Regions from separate parts of the Homo sapiens genome. Here regions 2, 3, 4, 5 and 6 are each linked to region 1. A link is a contact called in ENCODE Hi-C or POLR2A ChIA-PET data. All regions are on one chromosome and are shown on one strand. The core of a region is the stretch at or near the end of the contact, and the rest is flanking DNA. Distances in the headings are between cores, read along the strand shown.

The links. Hi-C counts contacts between places; a loop is a spot of excess contacts on that map. ChIA-PET counts read pairs that join two places held with the same protein, here RNA polymerase II (POLR2A). Pooled maps may share reads with other maps.
Region 2: a loop to region 1 is called in a map with no recorded cell type, with 2.2 times the contacts of the local background. The contact joins the enhancer-like site here to the promoter of MIR3945HG in region 1. A Hi-C loop is called at or near these places in 2 of 37 single-sample maps with no recorded cell type and 2 of 50 pooled maps. POLR2A ChIA-PET finds 5 or more read pairs at or near these places in 1 of 52 experiments (H1).
Region 3: a map with no recorded cell type shows a loop between it and region 1 (4-fold over the local background). The contact joins the enhancer-like site here to the promoter of MIR3945HG in region 1. A Hi-C loop is called at or near these places in 4 of 37 single-sample maps with no recorded cell type and 2 of 50 pooled maps.
Region 4: a map with no recorded cell type shows a loop between it and region 1 (2.8-fold over the local background). The contact joins the enhancer-like site here to the promoter of MIR3945HG in region 1. A Hi-C loop is called at or near these places in 2 of 37 single-sample maps with no recorded cell type.
Region 5: a pooled map shows a loop between it and region 1 (2.6-fold over the local background). The contact joins the promoter of CFAP97 here to the promoter of MIR3945HG in region 1. A Hi-C loop is called at or near these places in 9 of 37 single-sample maps with no recorded cell type and 5 of 50 pooled maps. POLR2A ChIA-PET finds 5 or more read pairs at or near these places in 2 of 52 experiments (GM10248 and activated B cell).
Region 6: a pooled map shows a loop between it and region 1 (6-fold over the local background). The contact joins the promoter of LINC02427 here to the promoter of MIR3945HG in region 1. A Hi-C loop is called at or near these places in 1 of 37 single-sample maps with no recorded cell type and 4 of 50 pooled maps. POLR2A ChIA-PET finds 5 or more read pairs at or near these places in 1 of 52 experiments (activated CD4-positive, alpha-beta T cell).

Annotation. Positions count from the first base shown.
Region 1 is chr4:184,853,009-184,857,574 of GRCh38, forward strand. It overlaps MIR3945HG (MIR3945 host gene), which reads right to left and starts at 2,644. Exons shown (of 3, transcript NR_132989.1): 1 at 2,461-2,644.
Region 2 is chr4:184,340,961-184,345,526 of GRCh38, forward strand. LINC02363 (long intergenic non-protein coding RNA 2363) reads right to left here. Exons shown (of 3, transcript NR_040108.1): 3 at 71-1,093. Among named protein-coding and RNA genes, the nearest start is that of LINC02363, 11 kb to the right of the region's middle. RefSeq lists a silencer at 4,289-4,358. Within about 2 kb of position 2,816, at least 31 of the 41 ENCODE cell types and tissues checked have a DNase peak (open chromatin) inside an H3K27ac peak, as active enhancers do.
Region 3 is chr4:185,303,519-185,308,084 of GRCh38, forward strand. The region is part of intron 6 of SNX25 (sorting nexin 25); the gene reads left to right. Among named protein-coding and RNA genes, the nearest start is that of LRP2BP, 90 kb to the right of the region's middle. RefSeq lists enhancers at 295-394, 1,283-1,472, 2,508-2,567, 2,653-3,153 and a silencer at 2,677-2,971. Within about 2 kb of position 2,578, at least 11 of the 41 ENCODE cell types and tissues checked have a DNase peak (open chromatin) inside an H3K27ac peak, as active enhancers do.
Region 4 is chr4:185,254,154-185,258,719 of GRCh38, forward strand. All of the region lies in intron 2 of SNX25 (sorting nexin 25), which reads left to right. Among named protein-coding and RNA genes, the nearest start is that of SNX25, 47 kb to the left of the region's middle. Within about 2 kb of position 1,923, at least 4 of the 41 ENCODE cell types and tissues checked have a DNase peak (open chromatin) inside an H3K27ac peak, as active enhancers do.
Region 5 is chr4:185,202,151-185,206,716 of GRCh38, forward strand. CFAP97 (cilia and flagella associated protein 97) reads right to left here and starts at 1,850. Exons shown (of 5, transcript NM_020827.3): 1 at 1,748-1,850. It also overlaps a transcript of SNX25 not described here. RefSeq lists silencers at 1,383-2,152, 1,762-1,933 and enhancers at 2,693-2,802, 2,913-3,002.
Region 6 is chr4:184,535,420-184,539,985 of GRCh38, forward strand. LINC02427 (long intergenic non-protein coding RNA 2427) reads right to left here and starts at 2,164. Exons shown (of 3, transcript NR_147158.1): 1 at 2,083-2,164. RefSeq lists enhancers at 1,895-2,104, 2,175-2,504.

The DNA.
Region 1 (4,566 bases), core at 1,394-3,893:
TTTATACTAGATTCTAATTCACCTTTATTCATCTATACTCCCAGAGTCAAGTTTTGATTATGTATATATAACCAAATGGCATATAACTCTATCTATCTATCTATCTATCTATCTATCTATCTATGCCATCTCATTTCATGTCTTCACGAAATATCTGTTAGCTGTTTTTCTCCAGATTATCATCCTTCCTTAAGTGCTGTTGTGGTAGCAGTGGTGGTGGTAGTAGCAGTAGTAACAGCAACAACCTCTATCATATAGTAAATGCTAACTATATCTCAGGTGCTTTAGTAAAATCTCATTTAAGCCTTTCAATGTTATACATTGATATTGCTGTTGAACACATTTTATAGAGGAGGAAACAATCTCAGCAGGTTTAACGGTGGTTCCCAGTCACACAGCTAACACAGAACACGGCCTTGAACTCAGATTTTGTCTGACTAAAGTTTGTCATCCTATTTCTGTGCTAAAGCTTCTACAGCAGTCCCTGTTGCTTACCAGGTGAGGCCCAGCATCCTCACGGACCATCCCGGATCTCCGTAACGTAGCTCCACTGATCTGCTCCAGTGACTGCCTTCTGCTCCCAGAGTGGCACCTCCTTAACCACCCTCACCTTCCTACGCAGTGAATGAAGTGCAGACATGAATCCTGAGTCTGCCATTTAGTACTTCTCTAAAACTGACTTCTTGTATTTGTAAAATACCCGCCTCACAATCTCAGGATTGCTGTGAGCATCGTATATAATGAGTGCAAAGGGCCCGGCATAGTGCAAGGGACATGATAGGTGCATAACGAATAGGACCCACTGAGGCTGTTACTCATATTTCTGCTCTTGTGCCTTGTTCGTGTTATTCTCTACATATGAAATGTTTGTACTTCCTATTGCTCTGGCCTGACAGTCCTTAAGGGCTAAATTCCATCTTTACTAAATGTTTCCTTGGCTCTAACACACATTGATCTCTCCCCTCCCCAATTCTGAATGCACTTTCTTTTTTCTTTTTTTTTTTTTTGAGACAGAGTCTCGCTCTGTCGCCCAGCCTGGAGTGCAGTGGCGCGATCTCGGCTCACTGCAAGCTCCGCCTCCCGGGTTCATGCCATTCTCCTGCCTCAGCCTCCCGAGTAGCTGGGACTACAGGCGCCCACCACCACGCCCAGCTAATTTTTTGCATTTTTAGTAGAGACGGGGTTTCACCGTGTTAGCCAGGATGGTCTCGATCTCCTGACCTCGTGATCTGCCCGCCTCGGCCTCCCAAAGTGCTGGGATTACAGGCGTGAGCCACCGTGCCCGGCCCTCTGAATGCACTTTCTATATACACCAGGTGGCTGGTGTTATCTACTGTCTTATTCTTGAATGGCTTTGGGTAAGCGAGCCTCATAAGTTACTGGTGAGCTTGCTTGTATTGCTTCTGTGCTCCTCTCAAAGCTACTGGCACACTGTACCAAAGTGATTTGTTCATTGATTGATGGAGAAATGTAAACATTGGGACAAATCAGAGAGAAAAAAGGGCAAATTGGACATTATCTTGTTCGATTTCAGTTGGCAGTCAATGGTTTGTGTTCAAATTATCCTACAGAGGCTTGAACCAGGAGGGGAGGTTCAGAAAACAGATGGTGGGAAAGAGAACAGATCTCTGTATTATGGAGCTTTGACTTTAAAATTATTTCTCTTAAAGAAGAGATAGACCCAAAAGGAAATGATCTGAGATAAATTTCCAGGGACCAGTAAGACAGAAGTACCACTAAATATGAAGAGGCAGTGGACTGGGAATAATGAGAGAAGACCCAGGCAATCATGCCTGTAAGTTACGATAAAGAAAACAGGAAGCACATTTCGACAGAAAAACCATACTTTACATTAAAGAAGTGAGATTGTGTCTGTTGCAAGAGTGAGAGGGAAAGCCCGCAACGACCTCAGGGACCCAGTGAATTAGCTCACGGGAAGCCCAGGGCCTCTTTTGCTAGCTGCTAATGAAGGGAATTAGATAACCATGTTATTTTGAAAGAAAACAGATTATGTTTATTGAATGATCTAAAAGAAGCGAAAAGGGCTAGGTAAAGATGCCATGTTTTGGATTCTGATGTTGGGTCACACCAGGGCGCCCATTCTTCTGTATTCACAAAATGCCCAAATAGGGAGAGGTCTTGCCAGGCGCGTGAACTCGCCACTGTGGCTGAGCAACAAAGGTACATTGAAAGGAAGCGTGTGTGTTTGTGGCTTTGAGCCCCTTTTCCTATTCTGCTGAAGATTAGGAAATTATAGGTTATACTGCTTGAAATGAAGACAGAGTAAATGGTAGGAGGGTTGTAAATCACCTGCGAAGCACCGTCTTCGACCATGCCATATAGCAAGGCTACCCAAAACACTCCAGTCTCTAATTTGTTCAACTTAAAGAATAAGAGGGATATGTCAGTCAGGACCTGCTAACTGCTGTATCAGACAACCCCAGATCCCTAACGACTTACCTCACAGTCATCAGGGGCTAGACAAGTGACCTTCCACACGATAATTCAGAGATACTGCTCCTTTCCTGTAGTTCTCCAGTCCTCAGCACAGGGTCTCAAGATCATCTAGCATCGACCAGTCAGCAAATGTCGGAAGAGGAAAGATAGCTTCCTTAGTCCCTAAGAGACAGCATCTCGTTTTCACTACATTCCACTGGTGAGAACTACTCATATGGCCACACCTAGACACAGCGGTGACTGGAAAGTTAATTTGATTGTGTTTCCAGGAAAAGGAGATAGGCTTGGTGAGTCAGTCTCTCTAGAGGAAAATATGGAACTGGGTTGGATTAAAAAAAATCCAGGCTGGGCGCGGTGGCTCATGCCTGTAATCCCAGCACTTTGGGAGGCCAAGGCGGGTGGATCACCAGAGGTCAGGAGTTCGAGACCAGCGTGGCCAACATGGTAAAACTCCGTCTCGATTAAAAATTAAAAAAAAAAAATTAGCCGGGTGTGGTGGTGGGCGCCTGTAATCCCAGCTACTCAGGAGACTGAGGCAGGAGAATAGCTTGAACCCGGGAGGCAGAGGTTGTAGTGAGCTGAGACTGCACCACTGCACTCCAGCCTGGGTGACAGAGTGAGACTCCGTCTCAAAAAAAAAAAAAAAAAAAAAAAATTCAGGTAATGATTTATATGTTTCTATCAAGCAATATGCCTATAAACATGGAATGATTGAATTTTCAGTTTCAAATACATGTTTTGGGTTGTGAAGACTCAAAAAGCTTGTGGGTCTCTTTGTTTTTGTCAAAGTATATGAATAAACGAGGATTGCAGAAGTTTACTTGTGGAATGAATGCATTAGTAAATTAATGAAGCTTTCTCCTGTACTGAAAGAAGAGTATAAGGTCATGACTCATGGTCATGAGGTAGGAAATAATTCTGCTCACCAAGAAACAAGGACATTTTAAATATCTAAAAAAGCAGAAATGAGAAAGGAAGCATGAAAAATAATCATTTAGCCAACAGTTACAGCACCTACTGACAGACAGAAAGTACAGGGCATTGACATAGTTTAAATCCAGTGACTTCCGTTTTTCCTAATAGAATCAGAGTGATAATGCATTTTAAAGGTTATTTTTATTATTTCATGTCTCCAAACCATTTTCAGAGGGAAATTATCATGGCTGTCACAACAGTAGCTTAATACACAAGGTTGATGGTATTTTACAAAAGTGTCACAAGTGGATTTTAAAGTTAAAAAAAAAAAGGGGGGCTGAGTGCAGTGGCTCATGTCTGTAATCCCAGCACTTTGGGAGGCTGAGTCGGGCGGATCACCCGAGGTCACGAGTTCGAGACCAGCCTGGACAACATGGTGAAACCCCGTCTCTACTAAAAATACAAAAATTATCCAGGTGTGGTGGTGCGCGCCTGTAATCCCAGCTACTCTGGAGGCTGAGGCAGGGGAATCACTTGAACCCTGGAGGCAGAGGTTGCAGTGAACTGAGATTGCACCACTATACTCCAGCCTGGGTGACAGGGGGAGACTCCATCTCAAAAATAAAAAATAATAAATAAGGTTAAAAAAAAGATCAGTATGATATAGCTTATATGAATAGAAAAGATGATTCTCGAACAATAGCATGAGGCATATGAGTTGAAAATAAAGCCTAGAGGTCTTCACCTACAGCAGAGAAAATTTTCACTCTCCCCCACCCCACAGAAGACAGACAGACCTACCCCAAAATTAAAATGACATTAGCCCCATAAGCATGTTTCCCTCCTCAGGTAACAAAGAAGATACCTCAGTTCTAAATCCACACAGTTTTAAAGATGTCATATATTTAATGCTCTTTTTTTTTTCTTTTTTTTTTGAGATGGAGTCTTGCTCTGTCACCCAGGCTGGAGTGCAGTGGCACGATCTTGTCTCACTGCAACCTCTGCCTCCCGGGTTCAAGCAATTCTCTGCCTCAGCCTCCCGAGTAGCTGGGATTACAGGTGCCCGCCACCACATCCAGCTAATTTTTGAATTTTTAGTAGAGACGGGGTTTCACCATCTTGGCCAGTCTGGTCTTGAACTCCTGACCTCGTGATTCACCTGCCTTGGCCTCCCAAAGTGCTGGGATTACAAGC
Region 2 (4,566 bases), core at 1,566-4,065, 510 kb before region 1:
ACTCCTGACCTCAGGTGATCTGCCCGCCTTGGCCACCCAAAGTGCTGGGATTACAGGCGTGAGCCACCATACTCGGCCAGAGAAAAAGAGTTCTTAATGTATGTTTTCAGTTATTTAAAATTCTAGGAAATGCAAACGAATTGATAGCGGCAGAAATCAGATCAGGGATTGCCTGGGAAAAGGAGAGATGTGGGCAGGAGAGAGGGAGGAATTACCAAGGGGCACAAGGAAACTTTTGTGTGTGATAGCTATGCTCATTTTCTTAATTGTGGTGATGGTTTCGTAGGTGTATATAATATAACCAAACTTGTCAAATCGTACACTTGAAATACATGCACTTAAATATTGTATTTTTATTGTTATGTCAATTATATTTCAGTAACTCTCAAAATACTCACCACTTTGTGCTCAGCACACTAATTCTCCAGTTTGAAAAGTCCCTTGTATGGTTACCAACCTGCCAACCTGGTTATTGGATGAGAAACCCAGTATTCCAGCTCACAGCTTGATTATTGCCTCTTCTAAGTGCCTGTTACAAAAGGTCAGGCATCTTCAAGATGCTAAAATGAGTGAGGAAACTAGACTGGAAGGGATTAGGGAGGGAGGCAACAAGGACCTATGGAAAGGGAGTGGGCCAGAGGTGGGTTAAAGATGAAGTGCTGCTACTTACCGCTGTGTGATCCGAGCAAGCTTCTTAACCCCTCAAAATCTATCACATAGGGGCATTTGGTCATAAGCATCAGAAACTGATTTGAGCTAATTTGAACCACAAAAGAACTTATAAAAGAAATGAGAGTATTCATGAGACAAAAGTTGAATGAATGCTATATATTGCTGCATAACAGACTTAGTGGCTTAAGACAATGATTTTTTATCTCTCATAATTCTGTGGGTTAGCTGGGCAGCTTCCCTCTCTAGTTTTGCCTGGCCTGCTCATGCATTGCATTCAGGGAAAGCAGCTGGGCTAGAAGGTCAAAGACGGTCACACTCACATCTCTGGAAGGTGGTACTGCGCTGCTGTCTGTGGCGTCTTCTTTCTTCTTCATGTGGCGTCTCATCCTCCAATGCAGGTGAGATCTGCTGCTTTCAGGGCCTTTAAAGGACAATGTTCCAAGTGGGTGAAGGCAGAATTTGCCAGACCCCTTGAGTCTGGCCTCTGGAACTCACATACCTCTTCTGGCTCATTTTGTAAGCCAGAGTAATTCACAAGACCATCTTAAATTCTGGGGAGTGAAGAAATAGACTGTGACACCGGGTAGGAAGGATGGCTTAGTCACATGGCAAAAGGTATGCATGCTAAAAAGAGAGGGGTGCGTAGCCACTGTTAAATAAAACTTGGGAGAGACCATTGTTTTGGACTGAATTCCTGCACTGGGCCCCAACAGGCCAACCCAAATGGAGTCACTCATGTTAAGTGCCACGTAATCAAACTAAAACTTTAAAAAGCAGTAAAATCCCAAAACAGGCCAGGTTGCCAAAAAGAAAAAAAAAAAAAGGAGTCCAGTCAACCTGAGTGGCATGATAAAGCAAGTTCCCTCTGTTTTAATCCACACAATGAAAGCAACCTGAAGTAACCAAGATAACCAGAAGTAACCAAGTAAGCGGATATTAACCAATATGCTTTTTGTACTATGCTGTTTCCTTGTTCCTGCTCAAACTACCTTACAGAATCTTACTGTTCTGCCATTCCCAGTGGAGCTCTTGTCTATTTTATCAACTAGGTGCTGCCCAGTTTATGAATTGCTAATAAAAGCCAAGTAAGCTGGGTGCAGTGACTCATGCCTGAAATCCCAACACTTTGGGAGGCTGAGACAGGTGGATCGATTCTGCCTAGGAGTTCAAGACCAGCCTGGGCAATATGGCGAAACCCCATCTCTACAAAAAAATACAAAAATTAGCTGGGCATGGTGGTGGCACATGCCTGTAGTCCCAGCTACTCAGGAGGCTGAGGTAGGAGGATCACTTGGGCCTGGGGAGTCAAGGCTGCAGTGAGCTGAGATCTTGCCACTGCACTCCAGCCTGGGTGACACAGCAAGACCCTGTCTATAGATAGATAGATAGATAGATAGATAGATAGATAGATAGATAGATAATTATTATAACTGATAATTAAATGAAATAATGTATTTGAAATGCCCAATATATAAAAGACACTTATTGAACGGGTACCTACTATTAATGTCATTATGGTTATGAACAGAGATCTCTCAAAAGAAAGTCTCTTGCTCAAGAATACTTGTCATGGTGACCTCTTTGGTGGAGGCTGCAGGGTATGTGACAAGGAACTGAGTTTTGTTGTCAAACTTTTGGGAGAAAGACTCGCTTACTCTTTCCTTTTGTAAGCCCACAAATGCAGCTGGGGTAAGGAATTAAAATGAGATTGTATTTGATTTGCCTTAAAATTCGCGTTTACCTTATAAACGTGTATACTGGACAGTGTCCAGTCAGCAGAACGGAAACTACCCTAGGAATTTCAAGTAGAAGAAAGTTAACCTAGGAAATGGGCTGCAAATGTGTTGAAGAGCTGGAGGAGAATAAAAGGGGAGAGCTGAGATCATTCAGAGACCAGTAACTGCAGGAAGCTACTACTACCGTCCTAAGGCTGGCTGAACAAAAGGAAATATGGTGTGATCCACAAAGAGTCGGTGATTGCTCGGTGGCTGAAGCTGCTGTGATACTTGCTGCTCCACGGCCGTTATTGGAAATCTTTCAGGAAGCCGAGAAATTAAACTCCCACCAAGGGCTGCCTGTCACGGACACTGATGCTGCCAGATCCAGAGCCCAGGAACGCCCTGCTGCAGAGGCTGCGAGAGCACTCCCTGCCCCCACTGCTGTTGAAACTCCACCTGAGCAGAAACTCAGTCACCTACTGCCGCTGCTACTGCTATTGCCGCAGCTGCTGCCACTGCTGCTACTGCTGCCACTGCCAGAGACTTCAACAGAAGGAGAAATAAAATCAGCTTCTTTCTCCCTTCTACCCTCCTTCCAAGCTCCCACCAGTGTCTCCCATTGGCAGAGGCTACTGGGAAGCAAGCTGGCTGGGGATTCTGGGAAATGTAGTTTGCAGGCTTCCAGCTCCTACAGAGAAGGGCAGGGAGAGTGGGGTGGCATTGAGAGCCGACAGGCAAACAGGCAGTACCATGTGAAACACAGACGTTTCGCAGAGCGCCGCTGCGTGTGTGCCTCTCTAGATGCTTTCCGTTTGGGTCTCGTTGAAGCAAAGTGAATGTATGTTGAATGTTTCAAAATTCTTAATGGAATACTGTCACACCACATTTAACCATCTGGCAATCAAATCCCTATTCCTTCTGGCCATTTACTCCTTTCCTCCTTAGGTTTGGCATTGGATGTGTAAATTCTGGAAAAAAAAAAAAAAACCTTTGCGTTTCACACTCCACTTTGCAGAACACCAGTGGAGTCTTTCCGGTCTCCTGCCTCTTATCCTCTTGAAAGTGCTTCATTAAATACCCAAGGGGCTGGATATATTGCATGGGACATCTTACGCAAAGGGATACATAGATTCCTTGTATTCCCTTAAGTAATCTCAAAAGATGCTCCTGGTTTTTCTTCAAAATTGTCTACGATTTTTTATTTTATCTATGATTACACACCTAGTCTGCTACATCTGTGATAATGCAAAAGGCTATTCTATTAAACTAGCAATGGCTGTCCCTTATGAAATGAGGTCACTTCCTCTTTAGACCTGAGCACTGAGAACATTAGATTATTCTTCGATTTTCTCTTAGGTTTATTGAGCCTGATTGTTCCTTCATGGGCTGAAATCATGCTGCTCTCTCCAAGAACAGCCCTGAGGAGGGGGCGAGTGGGAGGCTGTGATAGCTCAGAACCACTCCAACAAATAAATCAAAATCCAAAATAGAGCTGCTGTGAATTGGAAATCCTTCAGTATTTCGGATTTCCAACTCAGAGCATGGTCAGAGCTCAGGAGGAAACTTTGTTCCTACCCCAGAATTGGATCCTCAGGTAAAATCAAGTGACAGAACAGCGAGGGTAGTCATAAAGACAGAAAGTGAAGGGAGGCTTGTTTTGCCAGGGACAGTCCCACAGCCTTGCCATGGAGCCTCGTGTCTGCCTCCGCACCTGGCTGAGTCGCCCAGTGCCTGGTAGGCCCCTCCTATGGCAGTGACAGTTGCATGAGGCAGAGGTAGGGGCAGATGCAGGGGTGGCCAGTGGTCCAGTACAGGGTTCAAGGGATGCAGCTGCCTGTGAGGCCATCACAGGGATGAGGGATGGCATATTTCAAAGAAGTTTAAAGACAGAAACCAACAGGTATCAAGTTCCTATGATGGGACAGGCATGCTCTATCACTTTTCATTTTAATCCTGACAGTAACCTTATGACATTATCTCCTTTTTAGAAACAGGAAAACAGATGATCTTGCATCTGGCAAGCCACCTAGCCAGGACGCAATGCCCTGTCTCTGACACCCACATGCCCCTGAGGCGAATCCCGGCACTAGCTCCTCCTAGGACAAGCAGGAGGGACAAATAACCTTCACTGATCAGCTGTCATGCGCCAGGCATTGTGCTATGTGTCTGACATATG
Region 3 (4,566 bases), core at 1,328-3,827, 450 kb after region 1:
CGTGGTGGTGGGCACCTGTAGTCCCAGCTACTTGGAAGGCTGAGGCAGGAGAATGGCATGAACCTGGGAGGCGGAGCTTGCAGTAATCTGAGATTGCACCACTGCACTTCAGCCTGGGCGACAGAGCGAGACTCTGTCTCAAAAAAAAAAAAAAAAAAAAAAAGCAAGGCAGGGCACACAGTGGGCACACCCTGGCCGGGCTGCACAAAGTCCATGTGTCTCTGTACTCTTCTCCATCATAAAGTGAGTGATTCCGCCATCAACTCCTGTACGATTTCTGCTATTCCTCAAATATACTCTCCACTGAAGTGGAGTGACACGTTAGACTATGAAATCTCAGGTGTTTAGAGTGGTAAGAGAAGCCCATTTGTTCTTTTCAAAAAAGGACATACCAGCCTCAGGTTGAAAAGTAAGGCAAATATTTTTTTGAGTTCCTTAGCAACTGTTGAGGTGATTTCTAGATAATTTTGAAGAAGTCTGTGATGATTGGTAACTACTGAGAATTGCTGCCAGCTTTGTGTTAAGAGGTCAAGTACCATTTCTCACTTCAAATCTTGACTAGTCCCTAAGTAAATATATACCTGTTTCTTGAACCCTTCCATCAAGAGGATTTAGTAAAACTTCTGTTTACTTATTTATATTTTAGAGACATGTTCTCACTCTGTCACCCAGGCTGGAACATAGAGACGTGATCATAGCTCACTGTAACCTCAAACTCCTGGCTTTAGTGATCACGGCTCACTGCAGCCTCGACCTGCTGGGCTCAAGTGATCCTTCTGCCTCAGCCTCCTGAGTAGCTAGGACTACAGGTGCATGCCACCACGCCTGGCTAATTTTTAAACTTATTTTGTTTTTTTGAGATGGAGTTTTGCTCTTGTTGCCCAGACTGGAGTGAAATGGCGCATCTCGGCTCACCTCAACCTCCACCTCCTGGGTTCAAGCAATTCCCCTGGCTCAGCCTCTCGAGTAGCTGGGATTACAGGCATGCGCCACCATGCCCGGCTAATTTAGTGTTTTTAGTAGAGAAGGGGTTTCTCCATGTTGATCAGACTGGTCTCCAACTCCCAGCCTCATGTGATCTGCCTGCCCCAGCCTCCCAAAGTGCTGGAATTACAGGCGTGAGCCACCACACCGGGCCTAAATTTTTTTTTATAGAGACAGAGTCTTGCTGTGTTGCCCAAGCTGGTTTTAAACTCCTGGCCTCAAGCCATCCTCCCACTTCAGCCCTGCACAGTGCTGGTATTACAGGCATGAGCCACCACATCCAGCCTAAAACTTTTATTTGAATATACAAGAAAGATTCAACAGCTGGTTAGTCTGTCAGTGCACATACAGTTGATTGGAGAACCAGCATTTTCTAGGGAGGAAGTCTCTATTCCATATGTCGATTGCCTGCATTTCACGAGAAGACCTGAGCATCCTGGGCAGAGGAGAGAAGAGAGCCCATGTTGAGGAGTGAGGGAAGGGGAAGGAGGGTGCGGCCTTGTCCTCTGTTTGCTCTAACCTTCTTGTTAGAGGAGCAGGTTGTACCTCTGTATCAGCACTGCTAAGTGGGGCCAGGTGGAGGGTAGGAGGTGGCAGTTTTGCTCCCCAGGGGACATGTGACAATAGTCTGGAGACATTTTTGGTTGTCGTCTTTGGGGGAAGGGATGCTACTGGCATCTAGTGGTAGAGGCTAGGCATGCTGCTAAACATCCTGCAGTACACAGGACAGCCCCCCACAGCTGAGAACTACCCTGTCCAAAATGTCAGTAGTGCTGAGGTTGAGAAACCCTGCCCTGTATTATCCATTAAATCCCTCAGTGAGTCTGCTGAGGATGCTGCCATTATGATATGCCCTGGAACATGATAGCATGTTATGAGGGAAGGAAAATATTCTACTGTTGGTGTTTTTCTTTTTTTATACCTGAAAAGCACAGTGGTGCCATTTTAATCCAGTTGTACTATTTCTGGAGTCATGAGTTTGCACTTTAAGTTACTTTGCTCTCTGCTGCCTCATTAGAAATAGCATCTAACAGTTGTCGTTAGATGTTGCTGTTTTTGTTTTACTGCAAGCCACTTCACTTGCTTAAGGAAGAATTATATCATGGGCAGGGGATTTATAGCGAAAAGCATTTCTGTGATGTTATTCGTAAGTCTGTTGTAATGTCTTTGTAGCCAAAAGGGTTTACCTAATGTCTAATATAAATGTCTTTTTCACCAAATGAACCCAAATTCACCCATTTCCTTTTGCTCTGATCTCAGTAGAACCTAGACTATCTAGACGGAAAAACAGTAAATATTTGAACTAATTGCTTTGGAATATTATAGGTTAGTGCGAAAGTAATCACTTTTTTTGCCATTAAAAGTAATGGCGAAACCCGTGATTACTTTTGCACTAACCTAACATCATGTGTGTGTTCATCTTGGCACCAGTTTAAAGACACACTGCCATCCGGTGTTTCACTGGCCACTTCTTTTTAAAGCTAGATTAAATGTTGTGTGATTAACCCAGTTTCTAACAATGCACAGTGTTACTACTTAACACTCTATAGAGAAACAGCCACATAACTCTGGCATGAGCTGGGTCACGGGGTGTTGTCACACACCCACTCGCCTATACTTTTCTTGATGTGAATATTTCTTGGATGAATGGGTTTTAAGGCCACAAAGAAATGTATTCATCTGCATCACTGGATTTACAAGGATTTTTGCATGCCAGCAGCATGGGATGCATGAGCTCCACGTTAGTCATTTAGCTCTGAATGTGGCATTCGCTTTCTGAGGCAAAAATAAACAGAACCATCTAAGCAACAAGCTGCTGTTGCATTTGTTAGCAACAAGCTTTGTGATCAGACAATGGCATTGTATGGCCCATTATCAAACAGAACGCATTCACGTGAGCAAGCCACATTTAAGCGGAGCACCAAAACATTCTTCCCAGCCTTGCAGCTGGGTTTTAGGGAAGGGTTATTCTCTTTCTTACTTCTCTTTGGAATTTTCTTCTAGGTTTTGTCCTTTTAGAAAGGCGTTTTAAGCTCTCTTTGGGTAAAAAGAATGTAATGGTTGGTAAATGGGTGTCAGTTTTCTCCTATATTTCTCTCTCTTTATTAACATGTTTTAACCCCAAATTAAAATTGAGGTCTAGGTTTGTTTTATAAATAAGAGGCAACTTTAGTCCCAGAATTTTTAGATTAACTTAAACATTATACACAAACTATGAAGTTTAAGGATATATATTTTAAAAGTAAAAGTTTTCTTGAAAAATTAGGTCTTCCAAGCTTGCATTTCCTTAGGTACACTCACAAAACATCTTAGTTTGCAATAGACTAATTTTGGGGCAAACTACATTTACCTTCATCCTCCCACAAAGGAGTCTCTGAAATACTATTTTTTTCCTGTTGAGATAAATGCTAAATTAGTGAGTTCTTTAGGCAGGTCCTGACTGTTGGCCAAGTATAACACAAGTTCAGAAACCATTATTGAAGTAAATGAAAATGGGATGAAAAGATGTCTGATAATACCTGACAGATCATCTTGAACAAGTCCATGTATTGACCTGAGGCCTGCCTGTGGCCCTTTGTGTTAAGTACCGGAAAAGCTGCTTCTGATAAAAACGTATTATGGTGCTGTGTCTAAGTTTTTTCAGCTAATTTTGCAGCCTCCCTGAGTGCTATGTTATACATTTGACTAATTGGGACCTGAGATGGGTAATGACCATCCTAGGGAACCGGATGGAGGTCTCCAGCTGGGAGGATGTGCAAACCATTACTTAGACTGCACTCGTGGGAACCAAGAGACAAAACACAAATGCTCTTTTATCATTGGTAGTTTCATATCTAAGCGAGGTATGTGCTGACTCACCTCCAGAGAGTGTGCTCTCACCTGTCCAGATATGTAGTTCCCATGCCTAGGGAGGAGCATTCTGTTTCTCTAGCGGTCCTCTGGGCCCTGAGCATTCCTGGCAGTCCTGCTGAGCTCTCTTTGCATGAGAGATTCCACACTTGCCCCTTTACCTCAGGCCTCTGATCACTCAGTCTTTTACCCCCTCACTCCACACAGACGACTTTGCTCTCTACTTGGACAAAACTGAATCCATATAAAGGGAACTACTCTGGCATCCAGCTATGTCTGCAAACTTCCTCATATCCAATGTCCACCTGCTCTGCCTTCCATGTTACTACAGTGGAGGAGGTAGCCTTTCTCCAAAGCTGATCTCTGATCTCTTCACCTGTCTTCTGGATTCCATTCCTTGTCTGTCACCTTTCTCAACTTTTATTTATTTATTTATTTTGCTCTGCTGCTCAAGCTGGAGTACAGGATCATCACTCACTGCAACCTCAAATTCCTGGACTCAAGTGAACCTCCCTCCTCAGCCTCCTGAGTATCTGGAACTATAGGCATGCACTGCCACACCTAGCTAAGTTTTTAAAAAACTTCTTGTAGAGATGGGGTTTAGTTATATTGCCCAGGCTGGTCTCAAGCACCTACCCTCAAGTGACCCTGCTGCCTCAGCCTCCCAAAGTGCTGGCATTACAGGTGGGGGCCACCACGCCGGGCCCACACCTCTCTTTACTTTTAACTGAT
Region 4 (4,566 bases), core at 673-3,172, 400 kb after region 1:
TAGTTCATGCTTTTCTCCCAGTGACATGCAATATGTATACTTTTTTTTTTGTTGGATAAATACATAGCTCTATCAATCACATAAACTAATAACCCCAAATCTTTCCAGAAGATAACTTTGCATTGCATTTTAAAACTTTACAAACCATAAAAGACCATCTAAATGAACAATAGAATTGTTGCTGTTGTTGTTTATCATTGTCATTAGACAAGTTTCTGGTTGAATGAGGACTGTCTCTTTGTTCTAAGAGACCCAGGCGTGGACTTTCATGATCATGGGGCTGTACCTCATGGGCAGGACATGTATCTCTGAATCGCATTTCTAAATCGCTCAGGGGAAAAGACAAGGGTGGGAAAATGGCCCTCTTGAAGCTCTCTTTCTTATACTGTTTACTTAGCTCATTCCTTGTTCTGAAAATTTGTGGGTAGCGATTACCTAACATCCTGTTGTCTAGACTAACGCGGGAGCCTTTTAACTTGTGTCCTCATCTATAGTTTTTCTCTACTTTGTTACCCTAAATCCTGTTTTCAGGTTAACCTAACTAAAACTAAAGTTCCAATCATGTTACTTCATTCTCTCTCATCTCCAGTGGCCTCCTTTTTACCTACTCATTTCTTTGAGAGCAGTTCTAAAACTAGATATACTTGAATGATAATAGCACCTGAATTTGTGGTGGGTGTTATCATGCCTTTAGAAGAAAGATTTTTTTGCCTGGTAGTGAGGATAAGTGTTCTTTCATTTCTCATTGTGATTAATTGTATTGTTTCTGTATATTTCTTTTTTTTTTCTTTAGTTGGCGTCTTGACCTTGAATGTTTATTTCTTAATAAAAGCCATGAAATAATTTTATGGTTACGAATTTCTCTGTCTCCTTAAGTTGACCCGTAGGGTATGTTTTAAAGTATTTTGTTGATATGTGTACTTGTGTAAATTAGTTTATATGGTTATATAATGTATATTTAGAATCATGGCTTTGTTTTCTTCTTTATTTTTTTTTTTGAGACAGAGTCTCGCTCTGTCGCCCAGGCTGGAGTGCAGTGGCACAATCTCGGCTCACTGCAACCTACGCCTCCTGGGTTCAAGTGATTCTCCTGTCTCAGCCTCTGGAGTACCTGGGATTACAGGCGCCTGCCACCACGCACGGCTAATTTTTGTATTTTTAGTAAAGACAGGGTTTCACCACGTTGGCCAGGCTGGTCTGGAACTCCTGACCTCAGGTGATCTGCCTGCCTCAGCCTCCCAAAGTGCTGGGATTACAGATGTAAGCCACCACACCCAGCCCGTACTTTTTATATTTAAGTTATGTATAGTTTTTTGATACTTAGCTTGAAGAGAGGTGTCGTTGCTGGGATTACAAGTGTGAGCCACCGCACCTGGCCTCACTCGTTGGTTCTGTTTGTGTCTTGTACAGCAGTTTTACAAAGTACAGCCTTTTACATATATTTTTTCATGTAAATGTGTTTTAAACAAACTGGATATCTAGTGGACGAGGATGCTATTTTAGGTTTTGCCTATCTTTTACTCATGCAGCTTATCTTGTTCACCTATGTGCAGGACTACAGTGTGCTGAGTAGAAAGAGTGATTGGCAGGTAGGAGTCTTGACTTTGCTACCTCTTTGAGCAAGTTACTTCACTTCTTTGAGCCTCAATTTCCTGAAGGGACGAAACTCACTTACTATGTAGGAACTGTGGTCTATTTGTTTGTTGCCAATAAATGAGATTATAGGATCAACCCATTCCTGTTTTTGCAGTTTCATCTGGGTCAGAAACCATTTCCGCTGTTTTTCCTTAATGGAATAGTACCATTAGGGATGAGATGTAGCTACTTTTTGCAAAATCTAGAAAACATAACAACCATAGGTTCAAATTAATATCTGAAAATGAGCAGAACGTGACTGAGAGTTTCATGTGCCTTGTTTTCTGGTTTTGCTTTTGTTTTACCTTCCTTTTTGTGTCCAGTGCTTAGTGATACGGATATTGATTCCACCTTACAGACTAGAAGCCCTCTATACATTTTATTTGCTGAGTAGTAAAAGATTGAGATAGATCTTTTTTCTGTCTTTGGCAATTAATTGTTCTCAGCTGGAAGGCACAGTTATCTTATCCCTACAACTGAGGCTGCTGGAATCACTCTGAAAATTTATCTAAACCTTTGTGTCATTGTTTGTGAACAAAAATCCTAATGCTGTTGCATGTTTTTGAGTTATGAAATTTAAAATGCTGTTTTATAAATTGCTATAAAGCTGAATTGCAAAAATACTGGAAATGTGAAAAAACATTGAATATACTTCCATGGTTGATATTTCAACCATGAAAAAAGCCATCATAGAATATTAATACCAAAATTGTGCTTCCTTTGACCTGTGGGCACTTGCAAATATGTGATTCCATTGCCATTCAGTTTTCTAAGAAAAATGACTCTCCCTCTCCCCACCCTCCAATCCCTCCCCCCAGAGAGCTCACCTAAATTTCTTTTTTTTTTTTTTTTTTTGAGTCAGGGTTTTGCTTGCTCACCCAGGCTGGAATGCAGTGGCGCTGTCTTGACTCACTGCAACCTCCACCTCCCAGGCTCAAATGATCCTCCCACCTCAGCCCCAAGTAGCTGGGAATATAGGCGTCCACCACCACACCCGGCTAATTTTTGTATTTTTTGTAGAGATGGGGTTTTGCCATGCTGCCCAGGCTGGTCTCAAGCTCCTGGGCTCAAGTGTTCCTCCCACCTCGGCCTCCCAAAGTTCTGGGATTACAGGAATGAGCCACTGTGCCCAGCCAATTTATTATCCTGAAGCTTCTAATTTGGTGTGTAGTGGCCAAGATGTATAAAATGAACCCCAAATTCTAGGCTAAAAAATTATTTGACACGTATAGGTTAGTTGTTCGTAGGGAATTGTGAAGTAGATCTGGTTCACGTAGGATTCCCAGGGATAAAGTAGTGTGCAGACAAGCAAAGAAAAGCAGGAGGATAAATTATTTATCTGAAATGACATCTGCAATTAAGCCAAATCAAACAGTGTTTGAAAAGTGAAAAAAAAAAAAAAAAAAACCTCTGAGAAACAAGAAGTGATAAAAAATAACCTTGGTACCCTCGAGTTGGAGCAGGAGTGTGTAGCTAAATGTTTTTCTCCCTTGGGGCCCTGTGGGGAGTCACCACCAAGCCCACTAATATTTTATTTTTCAAAAGACCTAGCTTCTTGCAAACATCACACTGGCTTCACCTTCTTTCTAAATAGGCTTTAGAAACTGTGCTGTCCAACACGGTAACCACTAGACAGCGGCTATAGAGCACCCCAAATGTGGCTAGTCCAAATTGAGATTACTGAAAGAATAAAATATAAACCAGATTACAGAGCTTAGTACGAAAAAAAGCAAAGTATTTTATTTCAAAAACGTGAGTTTTAAATATTGATTACATTTTGAAATAATGTTTTACATAATTTTGTTAAATGGATATATTATTAAAGTGAATTTTACCTGTTTCTTTTTACTTTTTTATTTTTATTGTTTATCTTATTTTTTATGAGCTTTTTGTTGTGGTATCTTTTTACTTTTTTAATGTGTCTTCTAGAAAACTTAAAACTTACATATGTGGCTCTCATATTCAAATTAGATAGCACTGGTCTATGGCTAGGCTTTCCTAATTCCAAGGTGCAGAATTAAGAACATAGGCACTAGAAATCTTCCAAAGAAGGCGACTGGCCACAGGGGCTGAGCCTAGTGTGATATCTAAGACTGATTTATGGGATTCTTCCTAGGTTAGTTGAGGTCTTGTTAGGAGACAGAAACCACACTGTAATTGAACAGAGAAAGTTAAATATAAATAATTATTAATGTACAATATGGGATTAAGTACTAAGGAGTAAAGAGAACACTAAAGAATAAGGAAGGGCAGATATAGGGAGCAGCCATTCCCACTAGGACTGAGGCAGAGGACCTTAGGACAGAAAAAATTTGGCAGAAGTTTCCTTCTTTACCCTTGGGTTGAGATCCAGGCCTTGGAGAAGGCACAACCTTGGCCCAGTTGATGGTGAAGAAGCTTGAGCAGATACCACCGGTGAGGGAGAGCCACCCATAGGATGCCAGCAGAATTCTGTGGGAAGCTGCCCTGTGGATGGCATTGGAACTTGCTGTTGGGGTGAACACCATCGGGTGCCATGCCTGCTGCTAAATGTGGCAGGAACAGTCAGAGAAGAACACACGGGAACTGGGGAGAGCAGCCCCTTCCTCCTCCAGTTGCCCTCCAGCATGTGCTACTGACAGACTTAATGTTATGCCAGCGGGCAAAGAAACTGACGGTGTTTGCAGGGCCCAGCTCCAGTATCATAAAGCAGGGCAAAAAAGCTGAACTCGGAGCAAAGAGGCAATAGACTGATATCAGGTACACTTCATAAGTGTATTGCCACTACATAAGATGCTCTGATTTTTTAATAAATTTAGGTAGTTTGGCACCAAGATAGAATATTTTAAAATAGGGCTCTGTAGGAAAATTTAGGACATGGTCACCATACCTAAACGTTCTAGTTAGATGAGAATCTTTCGTTTTAAAAGACTTAGGAATTCTCATGAGTTC
Region 5 (4,566 bases), core at 600-3,099, 350 kb after region 1:
ATGTTTATCCCACAAAGGAGTTTGGAGTTAGGAGATTTAAGATTGAGCCATGCTCTTTGCTACCCACGAGGGTAGAAAAATCGCCTTGTATGTGTGTGGCTGGGCATGGAGGCTCATGTGCGGTGGCTCATGTTACAGTCTCATGCCTGTAACTTTGGGAGGCCCAGGCAGGCAGACCACTTGAGCCCAGGAGCTTGAGACCAGCCTGGCCAACATGGCCAAACCCCACCTCTACAAAAAATACAAAAATTAGCCGGGCGTTGTAGCTCTCGCCTGTAGTCCCAGCTACTCCGGAGGCTGAGGTGGGAGAATCGCTGGAACCTGGGAGCTGAGGCTGCAGTGAGCCGAGATCAGGCCACTGCACTCCAGCCTAGGCAACAGAGTGAGATCCTATCTCAAAAAACAAACAAACAAAAAAAATCACCGGGTTTCAACCCAGTTTCCTTGATAGTTTCCTGCCATCTTCCCCCACCCCTCCGGAAGCACAAACCACAACTATGCCTTTATCTGCATTTCCATGATAAGGTCATGCAGTCCCCAAGAGCTGGAAGCCAGCTGCCTCCCTAAGTGGTCACAGTTCATGCGCCCTGGTGCATAGTCCGGTGCCTGTGAGACTTTTCAGGTTTAAATTTTAGTTAATAATATCCAACAGAGTTACTGTAAAGATTTCGACACTCATGTGACTTAATTTACAGGAAAATTTACCCAACAATCCCATCCACTGAGCAATTCTTTTGATAACATTTACTACGAGGTAAGTGATTCAATTTACCAGAGAATAAGAAAAATGACTTAATAAAGTAGTTAAGATTCTCTTTACAACAGACTAGGAAAGGATAAAATTAAAGGATAGTTCATCAGACCATAACAACCCTTTGGTGCTCAATCAAGACAGAGTTTTGCCAGGAGGGGCATGGCTCACGCCTGTAATCCCCGGACTTTGGGAGGCCAAGACAGGAGGATCGCTTGAGCCCAGGAGTTGGGAGGCTGCAGTGAGACATGATCGTGCCACTGCACTCCACCCTGGGCCACAGAGCGAGACCCTGTCTCAAAAAATAAAAATAAAAAAAAGAGACAGGTAAGTTTTTATCAAAGCTGCCTGAGAGTCACTGGGCACGCCCCACTTGCCAGGTCCTACAGACCAGCAATAACAAGACTAATGCTTTCACCAAACATCAGGAAAATACACAGAAAAGCACCGGGCACTTTTTAAACTGTCATCTTGTTACTGTGACAATACATTTCTGTAGTTAAACAGCACAGTAGGCCTCCAACAAGATGCCCAATTGGGTACATGAAAATCCCGGCCCAAATTAAACACCTGTTTCCAGGAACGCTAGGCTCTTGTCTACATCCCCTACCGTCCCCGGAAGGCAGATAACCCCTCGGGCCTCGTGGGTTAGGTTCGAGTCCCTACAAGTAGGAAGAAGTCGTCAGGGCCCGGCATGTGGTCGCGGCCCAATCTCAATTTAGGGCTGATCCTGACCCTCAAAGCCACCCGGAACGCGCGAGAGGGCGGGACCCGCCATTCTCACAGGGGACCGGGGTGGAACGGCGCCGCGACCCGCCGCCGCGGGCGCCCCTGTCGTGGGGGCGCGGTCTCCCACCGTCCGCGCAGGCTTCGTTAAACCCACCCCGAGTACTCGCCGCCGCCTGGGCTCCGGAGCGGGGAGACGGATGCGAACGGAAAGGAGCGTGGCGGGCGCCCCGCGAGCAGGGAGCCAGGAGCCGCTCGCGCGCCCCTCACCTGAGAGCCGCGGCCACCACAGCCCCACGCGCGGCGCTGGCGCACTCCCGCGGCCCTGAACGGGCTCCCGGCGCCGCGCGCCCGCGCTTCCGGAGGCGGAGAGAGCGGAAAGGGAAAGGAGGGGCGGCGTGGGGCCCGGCGCTTCGGGAGAGGCGGGGGCGCACGCCGGGCCTCGTGCGGCCCTCGCGGCGGGCGTCACAGAGCGCGGCGGGCAGGCGGCCAGGCCGGGGCTCCACGCGGGCGGAGTGGAGGCCGGGCCAGGGACGCGCACACTAGAAGAGCCGCGGAAGAAGGCGGTCCAGCCCGCGTGGTTGCCATGGCGCCCTAGAGGCGTTACTGCTGCTCCCGGCTGCCTAGGGCGGCGCGGGTAGGCCCCGTTGTTCTCGTGCGTTAATAGGGAAAGCTGCCTTGATTATCTTGTAATTCTCTACCAAACCAAGAATAAAAAAGAACGGCGGCTGTGTGTTTGTGATATTTTCTATCAGCAAATTTCAGTTCATACCACTAGTTAGTTCTGTGGACCAGAGGCTGGTTTCAGAATGGAAAGACCTTTGCCGAGTGGTAAACGAGGTGGGTAGTTAAAACAATCTAAGGTAAAAATGATCTCTGCAGAATATATTGAATACAATAACTTCTCGTTGAACTCTCAGGTATGGTAGGATGATGGCACCCCAAAAATGTGCACCTCCTAGTCCCCACAACACGTGAATATGTCACCTTATGTGGCAGACAGGATTTAGCTGATGTGATTAAGGATCAAAATGGGAAGATTAACCAGGATTATCCAGTGAACCCCATGGAATCACAAAGGTCCTTATAAGATGGAGACAAGAAGTTCAAAGTCAGTAGTGGGAGCTGTGAGCACAGAAGCTAGAGGTTGGAGTGATGTCAGAGGCAATGAGCCAAGGAGTGCAGGTAGAAGCTGCAAAAGGAGGAAACGGATTCTCTCCTGAAACCTCAGGAAGGAACTAGAGCCTGCAAATTTTGATTTTAGACTTAATACCTTAAGCACTGTAAGACAATACACCTGTGTTGTTTTAACTACTGAATTTGTAGTAATTTGTTATAGCAGCAATGGTATACAATCCAGTAGTTAATAAATATTGTTCACATCTAAGTGCAAAGAAGGGTAGGAAATATGGGTCTTACCCTGCCTGTCCCGGGGAGTTCCAGTAAGGATTGTCTATTTTCGTCCTTCACAATGCATTTTGTACTTGTTGGTCTTAATTACCAAAAGTATAATCAATTCTCTTTTTGTTGCCTAAAAGACAGCATTGGCTGGGCGCAGTGGCTCACCCCTGTAATCCCAGCACTTCGGGAGGCCGAGGCGGGTGGGGCCCCCTGAGAGGAGTTCAAGACCAGCCTGACTAATATGGTGAAACACTGTCTCTACTAAAAATACAAAAATTAGCTGGGCGTGGTGACGTGAGCCTGTAGTCCCAGCTACTCGGAAGGCTGAGACAGGAGAATCGCTTGAACTCCGGAGGTGGAGGTTGCAGCGAGCCGAGATCGTGCCACTGCACTCCAACCTAGGCAACAGAGTAAGACTGTGTCTCAAAAAAAAAAAAAGCAAGAATTTCACTTTCTTTTAAAGTGCTTAATAAAACTGTGTTGGCACCACTTTCCAGGGATAGTTGTTAAACTGTGGTTGGCCCGGCGCGGTGGCTCACGTTTGTAATTCCGCACTTTGAGAGGCTGAGGTGGGCGGATCACCTGAGGTCAGGAGTTCCAGACCAGCCTGGCCAACATGGTGAAACTCCGTCTCTACTAAAAATACAAAAATTAGCCAGGTGTGGTGGTGCACATCTGTAATCCCAGCTACTCAGGAGGCTGACGCAGAAGAATCGCTTGAACCCAGGAGGGAAATGTTGCAGTAAGCTGAGATCACGCCATTGTACTCCAGCCTGGGCGACAGAGCAAGCCCCTGTCTCTAAATAAATAAACAAACTGTGGTCAAAAGTTTATCTTACAAAGGACTTGAGTAGATATTTCTCCAAAGAAAATATACCAATGGCCAATAAACACATGAAAAGATACTCAACACCACTAATTAGGGAAATGCAAGTCAAAAACACAATGAGATACCGATGGCTTTAGTCAAAAAAATAGAAAATAAGGATTGGCAAGAATGTGGAAAGATCGAAACCCTTATGCATTGCTTGTGAGAATGTAGCATACTCAGCCACTGTGGAAAATAGTATGGCATGTTCTGAAAAACTTGAACATAGAATTATATGACCCAGCAATTTCCCTTCTGGACATACACTAAAAGGAAGTGAAAGCAGGGTCTCAAACAGATACTTATGCACCCATGTTCATAGCAGAATAGCCAAAAGGCGGAAAAAACTCAAGTGTTTGTTTATCAACAGACAGATGAAGCAGAATGTAGTAGATACATAAAATGGAATATTATTCAGCCCATGACTTGTGCGCCTCTGGTCCACATAACAACATTAAGATGGTCTGCAGGACAGACAGAATGGAAGATGTATGCCGGGCATGGTGGCTCACTCCTGTAATCCCAGCACTTTGGGAGGCCAAGGTGGACAGATCCTGAGGTCGGGGGGTTGAGACCAGCCCGATGAACCCCATCTCACTAAAAATACAAAAAATTAGCCAGGCATGCTGATGCATGCCTGTAATCCCAGCTACTCGGGAGGCTGAGGTAGGAGAATCTCTTGAACCGGGGAGGCGGAGGTTGCAGTGAGCCGAGATTGCGCCATTGCACTCCAGCCTGGGTAACAAGAGCGAAACTCTTGTCTCAAAAAAAAAAAAAAAAAAAAAAGAATGGAAGATGTACTAATCTTGGTTCAGAAAGA
Region 6 (4,566 bases), core at 914-3,413, 320 kb before region 1:
CTAACTCTGCACTTTAAGTGGCAGCTTGGGGCAAACTGAAGGATTTGATGTCAATTACTGTGTTTTATGGGCTATATATGCTGAAAAGATTTTCATTCTGTTTTGAAACAAAATAAAAGGACCTGGCACAAAAGTGACTATGCCCTGACACTCTGTACAAACCAAACTTGTGTGTTAACATTGTTTCAGATTTTTAACATCCCAACTTCACAGGCTAGACTGAAATCCCAAAATTTTACTTTTAGTACACTTCAATGATTTCTTATAAATTTCCCCACTTTGATATTGAATAATGATGATGATGATGGTGGTGATGGCAACAGACACCTCTTAATAAACACTCACTGTGGGCCAGGTCCTATGCTAAGCCCATTAAACGCATCAACTTGTCACCACTGGTACAACCCTACATGATAAGTATTACTATTTCCAGTTTACAGACGAAGAAACTGAGGTTCAAGGAGATTAGACAACCTGTCCAAAGTTACACAGCTAAGGGGTAAAGGGAACTTAACACCCAAGTCTGTGCTCCTTCTTCACTAAATCTTCGACTTCTTAGATGTCAAACTCTGAAAATTTTCTCTTTTTTCCTATAATCTGCCATGCTTCTACCCTTTTCCTACTTCTCTCCTACTGAGGCTGTTCAGGAATATCTCATGATGAACTCCAGCTCTAAATTCATTTGAAAAAATATTTACTGAGTGCTCACATTAATGCTTCATTCGGTGATTTGCAAAGGTTTCTTAGGAGCCCACTGTGTGCTAGATGCTGTGCTGGGTGCTGAGGATTCATCGGTTCACAACATTGACAAAAATGCCCCGCCCACGTGGAGCTAACATTCCAGAGAAGGCAAAAAGACAATAAAGATAGAGATAAGAAATACAGGGATGGCTCAAAGATAATAAATGCTAAAGGAAAGCAGGCTAGGGGAACGGGAAGAGAGAATATTAGGGAAGATGTACACGTGTGTAGGACTGCAATTTTAAATGTTAGGAAAACATAATATTTGAGCAAAGACTTTCTGGGGTATGAGGGTTAGTTTTATGTGTCAACTTGGCTAGGCTATTATTAATTATTATTATTTAATTAAATTATTTAATCAAACACTAATCTAGCTGTTACTGTGAAGGTATTTTGTAGATGCGGTCTGCTTTGAACGGCATTTCTAGCGGCCCTGGCCTTGTATTACACTGGACACTCTACTGATTACCAACTCACTCACTTTTGGGAGACTGTGGGGTTTAGGAACTATGTTGACATACTTTATTTTGAACTGCCTTCACAAAAACTGACAAGCAGGGAGGACCGGTAATATCACCCTTATTTTACAGACAAGAAACTAAGACTCAAAGAGGGAGACTAACCTGTAAGAGATAACAGAATAAATAGCAGAGCTGGGTGTCAGGCCACCATCCTATCCTTCTTGACAATATACTGGAAAGGAATTTGCAATCACTTCTAACTGCTCACCTTCCAGCCACCATTCACTCTTCAACCATTTCAATCTGACACACCCCCTAACTCAGATGTTTTGCTTTTTTAGGGGGGTGAGGTGGGGACTGTAGTTTTCCATGAATTACATACATTAAGGGTGTCTGTCAGTCAAGCGGCGCCTTAAGGAGATGTCTCATTCCCCCAGGCTACTGTCTTCAGAACAAACACATTAACCAAAACCAGTGAAAAGAACATGATAAGAATCCCGGGCCCAAGGATTACAAAGTACACAGCTCAGAACAATCTCTAAAGGAAGCACGCAGGGTAAAATACCCAACAGCCTCCTCTACGTTCCTCTAAATTTCCCACTGAAATCCCTTAAAGAGAAAACATTCACCACTACAATAATATCCAAGATTGTCAGCCTATCCCACAGTCTGGGAGGGATTCCTACAACTCCAAGGACGATGTGACCAAGGACAACAGCCAGCAGGAACCACCTGTGCTGGGCCCCCGCAGCGAGGGGCAAACACCTCTCTCCCGGTTCAGAGAAGCAAGATCTGTGCCCAACAAAAAACTAGACAGCCGTCTCTCTCTGTGGTGCCTGCTGCTTTTTTGTGAAAGAAAAACATAAGCTGTTCCCAATACCTTCCCAAGCAGCCGACAAACGAGGGCTCTTCCGCCTTAAACTTTCCCCATACCGGGCGGAGCCCCAAGCCACAGGAAACCTCCAGCAGGAAGTCGGGCTGCCAGGGCGGTGGCGGGCGCGGTGCATCCTGGGAGTTGTAGTCCGTTCTCGGAGGCGCAGGCGCAGTGGTGAAGGCGGGGAGCTGGGGGCAGCACCGCAGAGGATTGTACTTTTTCCTGAATGATACAGTCCTCCTTCCACATCCTTGGGGAATTGGTTCCAGGACCTGTGCTGATACCAAATCCGGAATGCTCAAGTCCCTGATATAAAATGGCGTAATATTTGCATATCGCCTACGCACATCCTCCGTGTACTTTAAATCTTCTCTGGATTATTTCTAATACCTAATGCAATGTAAATAATTGTTATACTGTGTTGTTTAGGGAATAATGGTAAGGAAAAGTCTGTACGTGTTCAGTACAGATGCAATTTATTAAAGGATATTTTCGATTCCTGGTTGATTGAATCCATCGGTGGGGAACACTGTGGATACCGAGGGCCAAATGTATGAGGGTGTCGAAAAAAAGTCAGGGGGTGCCGTTAGGAGACCTCGTTTCACAGAGGGAGGGTGATCTGATGAATGTCGGCCGCACAGGAAGACTTGGCTTGGAAACGGGTGTCGGCCTCCGTCCAGTCTCAGATCTGAAATGGACTGAGATAGCCCCCAAGTGGACAGAGTGGGGTGAAGAATAACCCACACGATCTACAAACGGGACTGTGGAACTGTGACAAAACGTCGTAGAATCAAGGAAGGCGAGCCGACGCAGACTCAGAGAAAGAACAAACCTCAGAGTCATCTACCTTATAAATAGAACTTTTTAAAAAATTTTTGGCTTCTTCAAAAACTATCCCCCCAAAAAAAACAACAACAAAAAGCACCAACGCATATTATATATTAGGACTTGTAGGCAAATGAACGTATGGCACAGTCTGGACTCATATACATCAAAATGTTAAAATTAGTCTTCTTTGGATGAGAGTGTTGCATTTTATAAAACTTATGTGTATTTTCCTCATTGTTTACAAAGATGAAATAATTTTTTGGTTTGAAATAAGTATAAAGAAAAACACATAGAGCAATTTTTAAACACCTTGGTATCTACGACAAAGTTTTATCATATTTACTTCAGATCCTTCCTCTCTTCCTTCCTTCCTTCCTCCCTGTTTCTTTCTAGAAAAGAAAAGAAAACCAAAAAAATTATGGCCGTGCACGATTGCTCATACCTGTAATCCCAGCACTTTGGGAGGCCGAGCCGGGCGGATCACAAGGTCAAGAGTTCAAGACCATCCTGGCCAACATGGTGAAACCCCGTCTCTACTAAAAATACAAAAATTACCTGGGCGTGGTGGCACGCACCTGTAGTCCCAGCTACTCGGGAGAATAAGGCAGAAGAATCGCTTAAGCCTGAGAGGCAGAGGTTGCAGTGAGCTGAAACTGTGCCACTGCACACCAGCCTGGGTGACAGAGTGAGACTCTGTCTAAAAAAAAAAAAAAAAAAAAGAAAATTGAATTTGACTAATGACTAATGAAATGGGTTGTGTGGAAGACCTGGGTGACCAAATAAAATGCATAACTGTGCAAGTCAAATGCCTGCCACCCAATCTTCATTCTTGTGGAATTTTGAAGTTGGCCAGATAGCCAGTCTCAAAAAATCTCCATCCCCAAAAAACACACATGCAAAAAACAAAAACTTTACAAGTAGTGTCCCTTATGTAGCCCTTTGTCCTCTGCAGGGAAATGCATACATACATACATAGATTCTGCAGAGTATTTATGTATATGTCTCTGTGTTTTTGTTTTTTGAGACAGGGTCTCACTCTGTCTCTCAGAACTGGAGTGCAATAGCACTCATGGCTCATTGCAGCCTCAACCTCCCCGGGTTAAGGTGATCCTCCCATCTCAGTCTCCCTAATAGCTGGGACTACAGGCACACACCACCATGCCTGGCTAATTTTTTGTAGTTTTGTAGAGATGGGGTTTCACCATGTTGCCCAGGCTGGTCTCCAACTTCTGGGCTCAAGCAATCTGCCTGCCTCAGCTTCCCAAATTGATGGGATTACAGGCATGAGTCACCATGACCAGCTCAACAAATTTTTTAAATCAAAATCATATCAAGTATCTTATCAGACTACAATGGAGTCAAACTAGAAATCAATAAAAAGAGAAACTTCAGAAACTGTACAGATACAGGGAGCTCGAACAGCCTGCTTCAGAACAACCATTAAGAAAAAAATTCAAAAATTTCTTGAAAGAAATGAAAATATAAACAACATACAAAAACCTGTGGGATACAGCAAAAGCAATGCTAAGAGGGAAGTTTATAGCAATAAATGCCTGCATCAAAAAAATAGAAAAGTATGTCAAATATACAACTTAATGATGCACCTCAAGGAACTAGAACAGCAAGAATAAATCACACCCAAAATTAGAAGAAGGAAAGAAA